2 separate regions of the Mus musculus genome follow, and region 1 is linked to region 2. A link is a loop called in an ENCODE intact Hi-C map of the cell type or tissue named here. Cell type or tissue: gastrocnemius. All regions are shown on one strand. Links, peaks and the distances in the headings refer to the core of each region. The heading gives the core; the rest is flanking DNA. Region 1 holds the start of Exoc2 (exocyst complex component 2). Region 2 has its middle 21 kb from the start of Uqcrfs1.

Region 1 (8,334 bases), core at 136-8,135, 410 kb before region 2:
TAGCACAGTAATTATTTCCAGGGTGGGAGGCTAACAGGGAGGTGGGGAAGTGATTGAGGACCAGGCAGCAAAGGATTATAGAAACAGAGGCAGAGGGAGCTGTCTCAAAGTTCTGCTTAAAATGGATGTGTTATAGGTAACCTAGTCACAGAACAAAGCCTCCGGGGGAACCACAACTTTCAATTCAACAGCAGAGTAATTAGTGTGATCCACTACCATGGTGTACAGAATTATTTGGAAAAACTACACTAACACCACCCATATGCCCCATTCTGCCCAGATGGCCAGACAGAGGTGCCAGAATAACGAGTCTTGAGGCCCTGCCAAAACTCCTTCAGAGAGTCGTGCCGAAACCTTCTTGTGAGATCTCAGGGCTTAAAGCACTTCAGGCTTACTCCTATCCAACCAACTTTAAAAATGAGATTAACTGGAACTTTCCAAAGGTCAAAGACTCAGGAGTTACATCACATATGAACCAGAAAGTAGCTTCTGGATTTTCAATGTAATTTTTCTTTTAATCAATGGTGCTATAGTTAGTTCTTGATTTCTTTTTCAGGACTGTGGATATTTTTGTTTCCCATCATAATTTGCTGTTGAACACTTTGAATATTTCTTTTCAGGAGCAGTGAAAAATGAAGTACTTCTCAACTTTCCTGGTTAAGTGTCTTTGTTACAAGGGTGCAGCCGGGAACAACAAAGGTTTCACTTGGTGAAAGTGGAAAGTCTATGTGGTTTGAAAATGCTTCCTAGCTTTAATCCGTGCATCTGTTCCTTATGTGAAGACATGCTGGCTGGCAACGGGCTGCCTCCTCACTTACAGGATAGAGAGTTGAGGATGAAGACATCCTGAGTGGGTAAGGCACAGCTTCCTTTCTACATAGCTTTTCAGGTGCAGAGCTACAATGTTGGTGTCCTGTCACTGCCTTGAGAACCTGAGGTCAGTCCCTGTGAAAGACATGCTTCTGAGCCTTACACTTTAGGGGAGTCCTGCTGAACATAAGGAAATGCCATCATGGACAGACAGGACCAGGATAACCAGTGGGAGAACAGACCTTGGCAGCTGAGCTACAAAATGGAATCCAGTAACCCTGCCTTCTTCAGATGCTACCACTTTCATGGATAAACTGGGAGAAAGTGGGAGATTTATGTAGTTTTCTATGTCAGTCCTATGGCCACTGACATTGTGCAAATTTATTTTTGCTCAAACTGAACAGGCATACCTGTTTCAAAGTAAAAAAGGAAATTCCAAACTATCTAATATCACACACACACACACACACACACACACACACACACACTCACTCACTCTCACACACACAGATTCACACACACAGGTTCACACACTCACAGACACACACACAGAGACTCACACACTCACAGATACACACTTAGACTCTCACACTCACAGACATACACACATACTCTCATACAAAGAGACACACACACACAGGCAGGCAGACAGACAGACAGACACACAGTCACCTACTACTAGCTAGCAATCTGAACTAAATTAGAAGCCGTGGTGAGAGGACACCCCTGCAATCCCAGCACTTGTGAGGCAGAGGCAGGGAATTTCAAAACCAGTCTGGGCAATACAGTGAGACTCTTTGAAAACAATGACAGCAAAGACCAACAAAATAAGAAAAACTAAAAGTAACTAAAACGAAACCATACATTTAGTTAGAAACCCCCTATTTAGGACCCAAAGGGATCTTAATTCCTATTCACATATAATCATAGCATTTGATTATTTCTGCCCTCTGGGGACTGAAAAGGAACTAGAGAGCATCCCCGGATGCTAACTGAGCCCTTCCCACATTCTGACCCAGTTCCTTTTTTTTTTTTTTTTTTCCAGGCTATGTGGCTCTCATATATCTTTGGCAGAGAGAACCTTTCCTCAATTTCTTCACTCCCTCACGGACCACCTACGGACATAAGCTGCCACCAGCGACGCCCAGATATAAACACAGGTGCTCAGCACATCTGCACTACTGCATGGCAGGAAGAGCCAGATGGTCGGGGTAACAGTAACACCAGGCCTCCTCTTTAGAGCCAAGTTTATTTACAATTTTCAAATTGAAATATGCAAATTTCAAGTAAATAAAAAGCCCACGGGGCTCCATTTCACTGTAAAGTTGATCAGAGACATATGACTCTGCTGAAGACTTTTCACACTGAGACCTGGAGCCAATGAGAAATGGAGATTGCTAGGTTCATATCAGGGCAGTTGCTAGGAGCACAGGATAGCTAAAACGAAGGTAAAAAGGACATGAGTCAAAGGGTTTCCTAAACCAAGAACCATGGCTAAGGAATTTCTGAAAGAGCTCGGGTTGTGTGACAGACAACCTTGCAGGCTTTCAAATTGTCTCTGCAGCTTTAACCACGAAGGATGCCAACACTGGTAGTATTCGCTTAAAGCATGTCAACTGTCACTATATCGTCAAAATTTATCAAACATTGCTTTTTTTTTCTTTTTGCTTGGCTGTTTAGCAGATTTTGAAGTAGATGGCTAGAAATAGATCTCTCCCCACAGCTTTGGTGAACACTTGAATCTCAGCTTTTCATCCTACAACCATTTTGTGAAGCACACACAATCCCTTCTCTCAGGAAGTTCAAGAGTAGGACAAGAGAGTAAATGAAGAGACTGGTACTCTGCTGACAGGTCTAATGGATGGCCAGCCTGGTGGACTGAATCATTGTCACAGTGGGTCTCTGTGGTACATACTATGAGAATGAATATGGCAGGAATGCCCCAGCAAGGACAACTAACTAATCGTTAGCTTCTCCTAAGAAGGCGCCTTAAGAGATGGCATCTTTACAGTTGTGTTGAGGGTTAGGTTGCACACTAACTATGTATGGCCCCTTTCAAGCTGACATGCCATGCAGTACTGAGTACTTAAGGTATTGATGTAAGGCAAAACAGATACATAAATTATCCAGGGAGCCTAGTGGTGTCTCCTGGTGTTTCCGAAGACTGTTTTAGATAGATTGGAAGTACTGTGTCAAAATCCTTCTTTTTAGTTCTAATGAAATCTGAAAGTGTTGAGAACATAAACCTATACAATGATTTGTAGCCTCAGTGGCTACCGTAGCAATTTTAGTTTTAACAGTTTTATTTTCTGGCAACTTCTGCACCAGTGTTTGCTAGTTAGTTTCAGGGTTAGGAGCAGAAACTTGAGGGAGGGGAAAAATAAAGAAAATTGTACCAGTGTTCTTTATGTTAACAAAAGAGTCTCTTTCCTCTTCTGAGTGTTTCTGTTTCACTAGCATAGTATATTTATTATTATTATTTTTTTTTGATCCAGGGAAAACTCTGTGAGTTTTCCAGAGCCACCATTCTGGCTTTGATGATAGGCAGCCTTACCTGACAAATGGCATGTCACTGAGACCTGAAGGGTTTTGTTTCACAGTGAAAGGCTCCGTGACTGCCAGAGATTTCTTACAGTATTTCCTTAGGACCTCTGCTGCCAAGTCTCTTGCTCACGAATAAAGAGTGTTCCCTTGATCTTCAAAATGGATGGTCTGGAAACACTTTGACGTATCTTCTCACAAATAGGAGAGAAAAATGAAGCCATACAATATCTCTTAATTCATAGTGCCTGTACGACACCCTCTTCAGTGTATGTACTGAATGAAGCATAAGGTATGCTTCACAGAAAGATATCTGAAAAAAAAATAGCTTAGGCCAGTGGCTCTTAACCCCCCTGGGGGAATGATCTTCACGCAGGGGTTGTTTAAGACCATCGGAAAACAGATATTTACATTGCCTTCATAACAGTAGTAAAATTACAGCTATGAAGTAGCAACATAATAATTTTATGGTTGGGGGTCACCACGATATGGGGAACTGTATTAAAGGGTCTCAGCATTAGAAAGGTTAGGCTGTTATTGGTCTTAGATAATGGGCACCCCGTAGCTACTTCTCTCCACAGTCATGGCAACACAACCACAGGTAGACCCTATGCTTCTGCCATTATCCTCTGCTGAAGATCACTGTCCTTCGTTCCTGCTACAGAGGAAGCCACAGGGATATGTCTGCTTCAGTTCAGCTGGCCATCTCCAGAGTCCACAGGAGGGTACCTTCAAACCTTAGGGCTTATGGGCTGTAGATAGCAGTCGTTTCTATAATATGGGGGTCTTGTGAGTTTGCAAATCAATTTGCCACTCAGACCCTTGGGACCCCAAAGCTCTGACCTGTGAGAAATCTTAATAAGGCGGGCACTCCTGGCTAGATGCAGTCCTTTGACTGAGGTTTGCCTCTTGACCTGGTGCTGATCCCTGACCGCTGTGGACTCTTGGGCAACATCTACTGTGACTCTAACCGACTGTATCCTCTTTACCCCTCCCCTCTTTTTCCTCCCCGAATTCCACCCTTCCACTTTCTCCCTCTCCTCCTTTCTGCTTCCCTCCTTCTTTTCTCCCTTTCCCATCAATTCCTCTTCTCCTTTCCACCTCTCCACCCTTCTCTCCTCCTCCCTCCCCACTTTCCCTTTCTTCCCTCTCTGTCCACTTCCATGCCGTCGATATCCTCTAACTTCCCTTCTCCATAGTCTGGTCCTCCTTCTATTCCTTCCCCTCTGGGAAGAGGCGGTCCATCCAGCACTCGGTGCTCGGCTAGGCGGCGGATCGACGCGCTCGGCGCTCGCGGCGTGCGGAAGTGCGGCCCTAGTGCTGGCTGCGGCGGCCTGGAACCGGTTGGCTGGGACCTGACACCGCCTGCAAGCTGCAGGTGAGTGTCGCGTCCTGGGTGAGGACGCCCCGGGTCCGGAGTGGAATTCCGCGGTGGCACGGGACCGTCGGGGCTGGGCGACCTGGGGAGGCGCGGTGAGGGACCCGGGGCGCGGGGCTGAGTGTGGGAGCCGCGGGCCGAGCCTTCCCCACCCGCCTCCGCGCAGGCCGCCGGGCTGGACCCGGAGGAGCGGCTGGTGTGCAGGGTCTGCTTGGAATCTGTTTAAGTCCCCCGCGCTAACGTGGACGGGAAGCTTGAATGGTTTCCTTTACTACTCTGGGAGCAGCAAGTGCGGGTTCAGCCACACCTCCATTCGGCCATTTGAATGCCTTACACTAAAAACACTAATGGCAACTGGTTATCTCTCTACTAACTTTGTTTATAAAGCTTAGCTTGTGATGGCCCAGGCTTGGTAACAGATTCCCCCAATGGCAAGGAACTGAAAGTCAAAACAAGAATGATCTAAGTGTGAACAATTTGTGATTCGAAAGGTGACAGAAAGACGCTGATGTGTGCTTGCCTCTTACATGTTCTCTTTTGTTTGACACAGTAGACAGTATTTTTAAGCAGGGGAACCTCTGTTTGTTGGAAACAATTTTTGGAGTTATTAGAAAGTAGTCCTTTTTTTTTCTTTTTCAATTATTTAATTTACTGTACCAGACATTTTGAACTATTACCTTCCAAAAGGTGATACCTTGAAGATTACATTCAAAACATTTGTAAAGGCTGTATTCTAGTATGGGGCTTCTTCAACTTTTGCCACCAAAAATTTATAAAGAATTTCCATGGTTTTATATGTAAGTTTATAAAATAGGTAGACAATCTATGTATTCACTATCTGTAAATCACAAAGCTTTTTATTTTAGGACAATTTTTGTATACATCAAACTTACCATTTATTAAAGATGAAAGCATAGAGTTGGATAACTCGGTTCTTTTCACATACATAGTTAAGTCTTGGTTTAATATTTGTAACTACGGGACACTGAGCATCTTCAGGGCTTTCCAGAGCTGATTGATTATTTTAATTTTCTAATCATCGGTAGGAAGAGCAGTTCTACATACAAATACATAGTACACAGTGGTAGAAGGACAGTTAGAAACATTTTGGAGATTGTTGCAAATTTGTCCTTACTCCCAAGCCGAATCCATTGGTGATCTTTTAGAACTTCAAATCAGCAACGTAAAAACCAGTTTTTCAGATTAAAATTCGGACACAACACGATTTAAAGACCCAATCACTTGGTGATTACATGCTGAAGAATGCCAGTAGGGAAATGTGAATAGTCTTTGTTTTCTGTAATAAAACCATTTTTCTCCTTTAAGAACAGAACATTTTGTTTGTGTGTGTGTATATACGTATATACATATGCATAATATATACATATATACACATACATATATACATATATGAATACACACATATATGTATACACACATATATGTATGTGTGTATATATGTATATATTTGTTTGTATGTATGTATGTATATATGTAGTGTGTTAGTTTTTTCAGTGTTGTAACCAAGTACCTGCTAAGCAGTTTAAGGGAAGAAGGTCTCACTCCAGTTTATAGATTGGAGTTATATAGCCTATGCTAGTGAGGCTGCCTCATAGTGGCAGGACTGTGCCCTGGGACCCCTCAGGAACAGGAAGCAGATAGAAGTCAGGATGTGGGGCTGGGCTCTGAAACCTCAAGTCCCCACCCCCTAGTGACTCACTTTCACAACAAGGCTCTTCATCTGTAAGCTTTCATAACTGCCTAAAACAGTGTTAGGAGGTTCTGAGCCTATAGGAGATATTTTCTATTCAAATCGTAACATACAGTGAAAACAACTGCTATTTGTAACATATAGTACTTTGACGCTGAGTTGTAGGGTTTGGGTTGAATACTCTTGGGTACTTCATGACATGGCAACGTGCACAGAGAGAAAGTTCAGAACCAAGGCTGGGATGAAGTTGGATTGAGTACTGCTGGTAACACCTTTGATTCACTATGGATTTCATTTTTTAATTCATTTTTGATCCCATGTGTTTAGAAGACTTTCATTTCGCTTTTTCTTTTTTTTCCTCTCTCTGCATTCAGTTCCACAACCCTGTATAACCTACAGGATTGCCACTCACAGTTTAAGAATCTGTATTCTGGTAAAAGACTTGGTACCAAATAGAATCTCTAAGTGTATAGCTACAGCAGGATCTTACCACGTAGGAAACACTAGGGATAAACTTGTCTCTCAGTTATCTTTTCACACAGGCTGTGGTTTTACTCTTCTTTCTTTGAGAGGGTCTCACTATTGATTGATCACTATTCAGGTTGATCTTTTGTTTTTTTTTTTTTTTTTAAAGATTTATTTATTTATTATATGTAAGTACACTGTAGCTGTCTTCAGACACACCAGAAGAGGGAGTCAGATCTCATTACGGATGGTTGTGAGCCACCATGTGGTTGCTGGGATTTGAACTCAGGACCTTTTGGAAGAGCAGTCGGGTGCTCTTACCTGTTGAGCCATCTCACCAGCCCTCAGGTTGATCTGAACTCTTTGACTGAAGTGATCCTCATACCACAGTTTCCTCAGTGCTGAGACACATCACTATCTATGCCTGGCTTTTCTGTACTCAGTGTTAGCAGGCCCAGGTTCCTAGTAATGCCTACTACATAGTACACATACTACACATGTTTTTAATGTTTATCTAGTAGATGAGTTTTAGGCTTATGTTAAAGTAGGAGATTTTGAGATTGATTGCAGTGGGAAATAACTTCCGTTACCAAACGGTTTGAGGAAGTATGGCATGATAAACTCTGGGGATGTAGGTGTGCATGCCCTTGACTGCCTGCAGCGCTGGGATGGTAGGGACCACTGTAATCACTTTACAGTGGGTTTATGTTGAATAGAGGAATGATGCTATTGGTGCAAATGGGCACACTTCACCTAATTGTGGACACACAGGGAATTTTGAAGCTGTGAATACACACATAGGCTTTTTTGATCTCAATTTGGATATTAAAGTCAAATTTATTTTGGTGTAGGAATTAAAGCAACCATTCAGCTCTCCATGTGCTACGGCCAGCCAGCTGCATGACAACAACTGGGTTACTCAGCATCTCTGAGCCTTAGTTTCCCTTTTTGTGTATTCAGAGAGACTATATAAAACCTGATTATCTCAGTGTGCAGTGTGCCTTCATTCCCAGCACTGGGGAGGCTGATGCAGGGGAATGCTGAGTAAAAGATCAGCCTGGGCTACAAATGTTACCCAGTTTCAAAAGCAAAAACAAATGTGACTTCTATAAACAAAACAAACACCAAGGACAGCAAGAAACGTCACCAATTAGATTTTCTCAGTCTTTGGGCATTGGAAATTTGCACTTTCGTAAATCATGTTATCATTTAGCATTTGTCTTATGTCTGAGTATTAAGGGTTGTGATTATCAAGAAAACTCACCTGATACAGGGAGTAGTTCTTGTCATCCCCATATCTCCCAATTTTGGCATATGACTTAGGTGTTCATAATGCCGTCAGCCTGGATTCAGAAGGGGTATTTTTGTCCCTCAAAAAATATCTTGAACCAAATGTAGTAATGGGTGTTGAGAGGAGGAGTGGTATGGG
Region 2 (8,334 bases), core at 88-8,087:
GCTAAAATAAGCCCTTTCCTCCCCTGAGTTGCTTTGAGTTGGTGTTTTATCACAGTGGCAGAGAAACAAGTGCAAACAAACAGCCTTATTTTTCCTTCTTGCCGTCTAAAGCTTAGAACCCACAGGCTCCAGATAGTTTTTCTATATCTTCACTGAGTCCAGGACTTCCAGCATGACCTGAAAGAGGTCAGAGCACTGCCTTCTTTGGGGAATTTGAAAATGCCTTCTCATTTGGCTTATTATTATTATTTCTTATTGCAGGTTAGTGTCTGCTTCAGATCTGTTTACATAGAAATGGCTTCTGGGAGATGCTTTGAAGAGTATCTAGCCACATATCTGTCACTGACCTCAAAGTCATCCTTAGCCAATGGCCTTCCCTGTTGCTAACAGAAACCAAGAAGCCCATTGGCTAGTGTTTTCTTGAACTATGTTTGCACAGGAGCTTCAATACAACCACAGTCAGATGCTTGCCCTCTGGGAAACACATTGAAACACCCTGAATTGTTCCTTTGACAGGGAATAGGAGGGAGAATTGCTTTCCAGGTTTGATGATGACAGTACTGTGAAGGTCACTCCCGGGCAGGTAGAACTTAGAAATGCAGTACTCCCCAAAGCACTTGGGCCCCAAGGCACAAAGTTGGGTATGCACTCATGTAAAGCCTCCAGGCCTTTCTTCATTCCCTACTGAGGCCGAGAACACTCTCACCTCCACACGAGCTCTCTCAGTGGAAGGAAGGCTAAGCATAAGCCAACAGTGTGTAAAGCTCCCAGTGGGCTCGGACCCCTGCCCTGATATTATCTCTTAGAAATACTGCCTGTCATTTGCGCAGTCACCAGATCATAAGTTCATGCAACGCCCGTGCACAAACTGCAAACTTTTTATGTGTCTCAGTGATATTTAAGTTGAGAAGGCAGACAAGGCAAGTGATAGGCACAGCCAGCTTGGCGGGAGTGACCGAGGAAAGGAAGAAACCCCATTGATGGGACTACAAAATTAGGCAGCTCCCTTGGAAGATAAATGTCAGGGAAAGTCTCACTGAAGATGTGAGATGGATTGGCCTCCAGCACATGTGCCTGTTTGGGTCTGGCAGAGGAGGGCACTCTTGGAATAGAGATAGTAGCAGCTGATCCTGGAAGGGACTGACTTATGTATGGTCCCCAAGAATGTTACCAGAAAGACAGGGAGTCCTTCAGGGCCGGGTAGAAGCTTTTGATTAGTATTAGAAGTATCATGAGGCCATTTCTCTGCTGAGGCAGCCACAGCAAGGTAACGAAGCGAATGGATTATGGTTTCAGACTGTATCAGAGGGGCAGAAGACTAGCTCCAAACAGATAATCTAGGTGTCACCTGCAAAGGGAGGTGCTGTTGAGGGTGTAGGTGGTGTGGATATGGAAAGAAACATATTTGAAGATGGGGCAGGGAGTAGTAAGACATAGGTCTTAGGTTTCTAGCATGGGAGACAGTATTACTTGAATCTATTTCCAGAAAAAATGAAATATTTACATTCAAGTCCAAGGTACGCTACAATAAGTTAAAATGTGGTCTTATTTGTTAAAAAAAAGGGACTTCTCACATGTTTATTTATTTCATTTTATTTAAATAAAAATTAGTTGATTAAAGGGGACCACAATGCAATAAGATAGATGATCTTATAGCACAAGAAAATTCAGAGACAGTTTCTGGCACCAGCAAGTTGCCAGGCTGGAGAGAGCAAGGGCTGTGCAGAGTGGGAACTGTTAAACAGGAGTGGGGGTGTGGTCAAGAAGCATCACTGGGACCCCCATTTCTAGGTATTGAGCAGTGGCTTAGCAAGGGGAAAATTCTATAGGAAGGCATCAAAATCTGGAAATAAAGCTTAGTGGGTGGAGAGCTTGCTACAACATGCATGAGGGCCTGGGTGTGGATCCTCAAGACCCATGTGAAAAGCTAGACATGGCTGTAGGCACTGTGTCATCCCTGGGTTGATGTAGGGGAGACAGGAGGATTAGTAAGTCTGCTGGTATTTTCCCTGTTCAGTGAGAGACCCTGTCTCAAGGACACAAGGTGGGTCTGAAGAAGTTCAGGGCATCTGATGGCTTCTTCAGATCACCACAGATGCAGAGAGAGGGGGGAGGGGGAGGGGGAGAGGGGGGGAGGGGGAGAGGGAGAAAGAGGGAGAAAGAGGGAGAAAGAGGGAGAAAAAGGGAGAAAGAGGGAGAAAGGAGAATTTCTTTAAAAAGAGCAAGGAAACCAGTCACAGGAGTCAAAGTCAGGAGGAACATATGGCCACAGCAGCAAGCCCATGAGAAGTGGACACTGTCCTGGTGTCTGTGGACCATCTGAGAGGGTTCTAGCCAAACAGAATGTCACCCTGCTCCTCTGAAGTAGCCAGAAGCCACCACCTGAGAGACAGGGACTGCCTGTCACCTTCTCTGGACTTACTGAAAGCCCAAGATGGCTCAGAGAGTCTTACACGCGTTCTCGCGACCGGCCAGGAAGAACACAGCAAATTTATTGCTTACATCTTCAGGAGCCAGAGAGCAAGAGAGCAAGAGAGCAAGAGCAAGAAAGCAAGAAAAAGAACAAGAACAAGAAAGCAAGGGAGAGAAAGCAAGAGAAAGAAAAAGAAAGCAAGAACAAGAAAGCAAGAGAGAGAAAAAGCAAGAGCAAGAGAGAGAACAAGAGAGAGAGAAAGAATGGCAAAACCCCGTCCCTTTTAAGGAGAATTATCCTCCGCCTAGGACGTGTCATTCCCTGATTGGCTGCAGCCCATCGGCCCAGTTGTCATCACAGGAAAGGCAGAACACATGGCGGGAAAACTGCCCCTGCACGTGTGCAGATTATGTTTACTACTTAGAACACAGCTGTCAGCGCCATCTTGTAATGGCAAATGTGAGGGCGGCTCCCAACAAGAGAGTAACAGGCTCTTGCTTTCAAGTCCAGTGACCTAAACTTGATCTCTGGATTGAGGGAAGGAGAGAACTGATCCCTGCAAGCTGTCCTATGCCCTTTGTGCATGCGCTATGGTGCGCTACCCCAGTAAATAAACAAAGGGAAAACACAAATGACTGCCAAAAGGAGTTAGTGGAGCTGTTTGTAACGACAGCCCTTGCCACAGGGGCAGGCTAGACAGCTCAGCTCCATGATAGTTGATTTTAGACCCAGCCCCTGAACTTGAAGAGCGAGAGGTCTTCCTCATCTTTTCTCTTTTACTCTCTCAAGCTCTGAGACAATCAACCACATCTCACATTCGGGTCATCAGAGGTATGGCTCATGAAGGACTTTCTGTGATACGTTCATATTTTTAGTCATCTGAAGAGTCACACTTCCATTGGCCTGGTAACTAGCCTGAAATGGAAGGTGAGGGCTGTTCTGGTGGCTTCATTTTCCAGTGTCATTGTCACAGAGTTTCTCCATTTCAAACTACCTTTCTCTGAACCACATCAAGGGAAAGACAAAAAGAACTGGGTTTGGAAGTACCAAGAACTCCAAGGCAGGCCTCAACCAGAATTCAAATGTGAATAGCACTTTGCCTAAAGGGGCCTACTGATCGGTTTTGAAAGGGCGGAAAGTATTGCCTAAAATTAAGAGCTACCAGTGGATACATATTCCATTTCTACATTAAACATGGGGAAATAAGCTACTTGGAAAGAAAGAAAATCTTATTTTTAGGATTATTTACAATTTACATCAATGATTTAGGAAGTTGGCCACAACTCTGATCCAGAAGAGAACATGAGACCATGGCAGGACACATGCAGAAGTCGCTGTGCATGGTCGGGGCCTCTTCCACAGTCCTCTGGCTCCCTCCAGAGGATATGTCGCTCCTGGATTAGTGAAGAAGACAACGCTACAGTTGCACACAAGTGGTCTGACTGGCCTATCTTTGTCACCGGCCCAGAGCTTCGAGGAAGAGCCACCAAGTCTCTTGGGATGAAAGTCTCAGGTCCGACCACTGGAGAGGCTTCTTGGATGTCCCGGTGTGGTTTGTCACCCTTCTGTGTGTGGAGATGGATTGGAGGGTTTGGGTACATGTAGTAAATGTTTAACAAATACATGTTTGATGACTTAACAATAAATACAATGCTAGCAAATTCAGGCTTCTGTATAACCATGGAACAAAAGACCAACACTTGCAAGGTTGTTTTTCTCCAGCTCGGCTTTTGTTTCTAAAAGGACAGGGGTGAGCATTAGCTTCTGATAGATGTGACTTAAGAGAGTTGAGACATGGGCCCCAGCAGCAGCACAGCCCATGGGCAGCAACAGGGCTTTAGGTAGCAGCACAGCCCATGAATCCACAAGGCCTTTGATGGTAACTTGGGCCTCGAACATCAACACCAACCCTGACTGCAGCAGGGCCTTGGACCTAGGCATGGCCCTTGGTGGCAGCATGGACCCAAACATCAGCATGGCCTTGGGTGACAGTCCAGGCCACTCATATCTGTATGGCTCCAGGGACAGCACAACCCACGGATGTCAGCATGGCCTTAGACTACAGCACAGACCATGGGCATCTGCATGACCCTTGGTGGTAGCACGTGCCACAGACATCAACACATCCACTGGCAGGCACACTCTTCTGCCATGTGCCCATCTGTGGCCTGCACTGCCACCAGAGGCTGTGTTGATGTCGATGGTCTGGGCTGCCTTCAAGGGCCTTGTTCTACTTGTCTGGGCCCCTACTGCAGGAGGGGACCATGCTCGTAGTCAGTATGGTCTCCAGAAACAGTGTGAAGGCACATGGTCTGTGCTTGCACTGACGGCAAAGATCAAGGAGATTACTTTGGTTGTCGTATCAATAACTGCAGACACATAGTTGAGGGGGAGGAGTGTGGAAAACTTCAGTGACACCCCTTATCCCTCACAACCCCCTCTCTCCCCAAAAGTAACAGCCTAGACTAGAAGCCACTGAAGAGAACACCTCAAGAGTATGATAAGGATGCTGATGTAGCTCTCCACGATTGATGGCTTCTGGTGGAAGTGCGGCAGGGGAAGGACTCAGTTCTGTTTAAGGGCAGGTTAGGGAGAGTTTGGCCAAGCTCCAGTGAGTACATGCAGATAGCACACATTAGATGTTTTACTCTTTTTTTATCTTTAAAATATTTTTAGGGGAGAGGTCACAACTGGGAAGGCAAACACAGGGCTGGGGAGTGAATATGATTGGGGAGCATGGTGTGAAACTTCCAGAGAATTAATAAAAATTCTACTTTGAAAAAAAAAGACAAGACAAGACAAGAAAGAAAAAGAAAAGAAAAGAAGAGAAGAGAAAAGAAGAGAAAAGAAAAGGGCTGAGGCATGAGTTCCCCTGGGAGAAGGGAATTATTAAGAAACGACAACCATTTAGCTTCTGTGATAAAGAGATAAGCATTCTTAGTCACAGATCAGCACAGGGTCTTGAGAGGATAAAACACAGGGCAAAAAGGTCCTGGTGTATGACTTATTGGGAAGCCCAGGAGAGGCTCAGGGTAGGCACTCAGGGATATAGAAGGGGTCTCCAAAACAGTCACAGATGTGTGCTAGGGGGACACAGTGAGGAGATGGGGATTTCAGAGGCTTCTGGTTCCCATCGTCCCTCTGATGAAAATGTTCCTAGAAAGGAAGTGACTGACTCTGAGTCACACAGTGCTAGGACTAGAACCCAGCAGTCTGCCCTTTGCTTCAGAACCTCTGTCTCTGAATCACGTCTTAAGGCTGAGGGCACTAGTGGAGACCTCTTAGGCTGTAAGAACCAGCTCTCTACAACTAGTTCATTGGAAATTGTGGGCTACTGGAAAGTGACATTAGTATTGGCTACTGGGCAGGGGACATTGTCGAGAGTTACCAGAAACCCAAGATGGAAGAGTTACATAGCTCTTCAGACCACAGGAACATCTCACGGTGCATCTTTGGGCACACTGTGATTATTGGATGTAGGTTTTGTCCTGGAGTCCCAGTAACGTTCATAAGCTAGCTAGGCATGGATCTCAGCTCTGCCCCTGGCTACCCCGACAGTTTCTACACAATGGCTTTCTCTCCTTCGATTCATTTTCCTCTTTGAGATGGTACATTCTAGTAGTATGTGCTGTGATCTGGAGTTTGACTGCTCTTTCTTACTCCAACATTGCCAAACAGGAGCAGGGAGATTGGGAGCATATTTACCTCTTTGTGCTTCACTTTAATCAGCCATAAAATGAGGACAATTGTATTACCTATGTACAAAGCTGCTATGGTAGTGAACAAGTTTGCTTGCATAAGGAGCCTGCAAGAGGGTCTGGAACAATCTTCAATAAAGCACAGCTGTTACTTGTGTTCACTGATGGCCAGACATAGGGGTGACAACATGGTCTTAGATGACCGAGTTTTGTTGAGCAACGGATATATGTGCAAGTACTTTGAGACTTGGAACATGGAGGGCCAACCATTTAAATGCGATAACTTTAGAAACCAATCATAAAGAGGCCTGTTCTGCAGGTACTCAATACATTGTTATGGATTTGATGGCTGCTATTTTAACCAAAAGGATATTTCATTGCAAAAGGCCAGTTCATCCTTCAAACTGCATGTTTGAAGAGCTTTAGGCTTAGATACCGCTGGTTTCCCCGTCTTTTTACTGAGGGACATCCACCAGTTTGTCCAGCACAGGCTCTCTGTAGAACTGGAAATAGAGATATACTACACAAACATCATCCATATTGCCTCTCTCTGTAGTCTGGGGAACGAAATACAAAATAAATTCAAATTGGTTTCTACAGTAAGATTAAAGACTGGTCGATATTTGACTTTACTCTGTGTACAAGCTACCAAGCCAGCTTGCTACTGCTTTGTGGATAGAAACAAAGAGCATTGTTAGGTGTAGCACAGAAACAATCACTCAGCAGCAGGTTTGTTCCCCTTGTCCCACTTCCCACAGGTAAGCAGTATGCTCGGATTGATGCTGGGCATGCAAAAGAATGTAGAACACAGGGGGATTCACCAACCAGTCAAGTGTTCTTTGACTGGGGGCCTCAGGCAAACCCCTCAGGGTTACAAACACAATTATCCCTCAGAAATGGACTAACATAATAATGTCCCAGCAGACACTTTTGTTACACCAAAGACTTTTTGTTGTTAATATTTACATTTTTTTTAAGAAGAACCAAGCCATCCCTACACATAGATATTGGTGGTGGGCAGGACAGACCACATTTGCCATCTTTGCTTTTAGATATGACCTCTACTGGCAGTGTTCTGTTTTAGACAGACAAGACTTCCTGGAACCTCAAGGTTTCTTCTTGCCTAGAACTGAAGACACCTGGCCCCCTGCATTCTGTGGAGATGACCTCTAATGCCATTGCTGTTTCTTCTATATGTATAAGGTTTCCTTTAAAAGAAAACATGAATGTGAAGAAAGGCAAAGCCAAAGGGTCTTGGTTATTATGTGCATAGCCCTTCTTAGGAGGTTTGAGAGAAGGGATCTGACCTCGTGGTGAGCCACAAGTCCTTGCTTGCTCACCAAAGGGGCCACTGGGATTGGTTGGGATGTCTCACTTTGAACTAGTTCATCTGGTTCTCCAGGTCTGAAATGGAAGTTCGTATCCACAGTGGTATACATTACTGTACAGCTATCTCAGTAGCTATCTGATGCATGGAAGATCAGTATGTGTTTCAGAGTCCACACACATAACAGATGACTCCCCCAACATGACCATTGGGTTGGGAACCTCAGTGTGGAAAAGATATATGGAATCCTGAAAGGAAGGAGAGTTTACTTTCTGCCTTGGTGCCCTTGTGACAGGGTCACTCGCTTTATAATTTGTTTGATAGTTTCATACATTTGTACAATGAATTTCAGACAGTTTCCCCCATGCTCGTCTCACCCCCTACTGGAATCTTTCTTCTCCACAAATCTCCACTTTGCCTTATTCGTGTCTCCTTTCGTGTCTCGTGGCCCACTGAGGTCAATTAGAGTTTCTTTCCCAAAAAGGGGTGGGAGGTGATTTACTCGAGTGAGGGAAACTTGTCACAGGTTACACTACTGAAGAAAACGACATCTCTCCTCCAATAACCATTAGTTGCCAATAGTCTCTCAGGGAGGGGCAGGGCCTTGTGGTTCCTCCCCCATCGATGATGAAATGTTAAACTGTCCAGGTTTGTACAAGTCTTATGCAGACAGCTATAGCGGCAGTGATCTCATTAGTACAAAGGCTATAGCATGTCTGGGAGACAGCTTCTTGTGGCACATCTCTCCACCTCTGGCTCTTGAAAGGGACAGGTGTCTCACTGGAACCTCTTCCCCAGAGATGGGAGGCCCTGTACTTGTCAAACACCACCTTTCCCTTGCAACTTTCTGTTACAGGAAAGTCTGGTCTAAAGCTGGCTTCCCCTGCACCCTCGTC

What was found. Hi-C counts contacts between places; a loop is a spot of excess contacts. Peaks named below come from ENCODE experiments on the same cell type or tissue, not always from the same donor. Only the 100,000 strongest peaks of a DNase experiment are listed, where the experiment ranks them.
Region 1: it touches region 2 in a loop (2.2-fold over the local background); 23 of 42 quality-filtered maps call a loop at or near these places.

What each region holds. Positions count from the first base shown.
Region 1 is chr13:30,970,391-30,978,724 of GRCm38, reverse strand. It overlaps Exoc2 (exocyst complex component 2), which reads left to right and starts at 4,678. Exons shown (of 28, transcript NM_025588.2): 1 at 4,678-4,729. In gastrocnemius, for the core only: no CTCF peak of the experiment used is centred there; DNase peaks (open chromatin) are centred at 301 and 4,654; H3K4me3 peaks cover 2,012 bases; H3K27ac peaks cover 1,475 bases.
Region 2 is chr13:30,562,437-30,570,770 of GRCm38, reverse strand. No RefSeq gene overlaps it. Among named protein-coding and RNA genes, the nearest start is that of Uqcrfs1, 21 kb to the right of the region's middle. In gastrocnemius, for the core only: a CTCF peak has its summit at 3,788; a DNase peak (open chromatin) is centred at 3,797.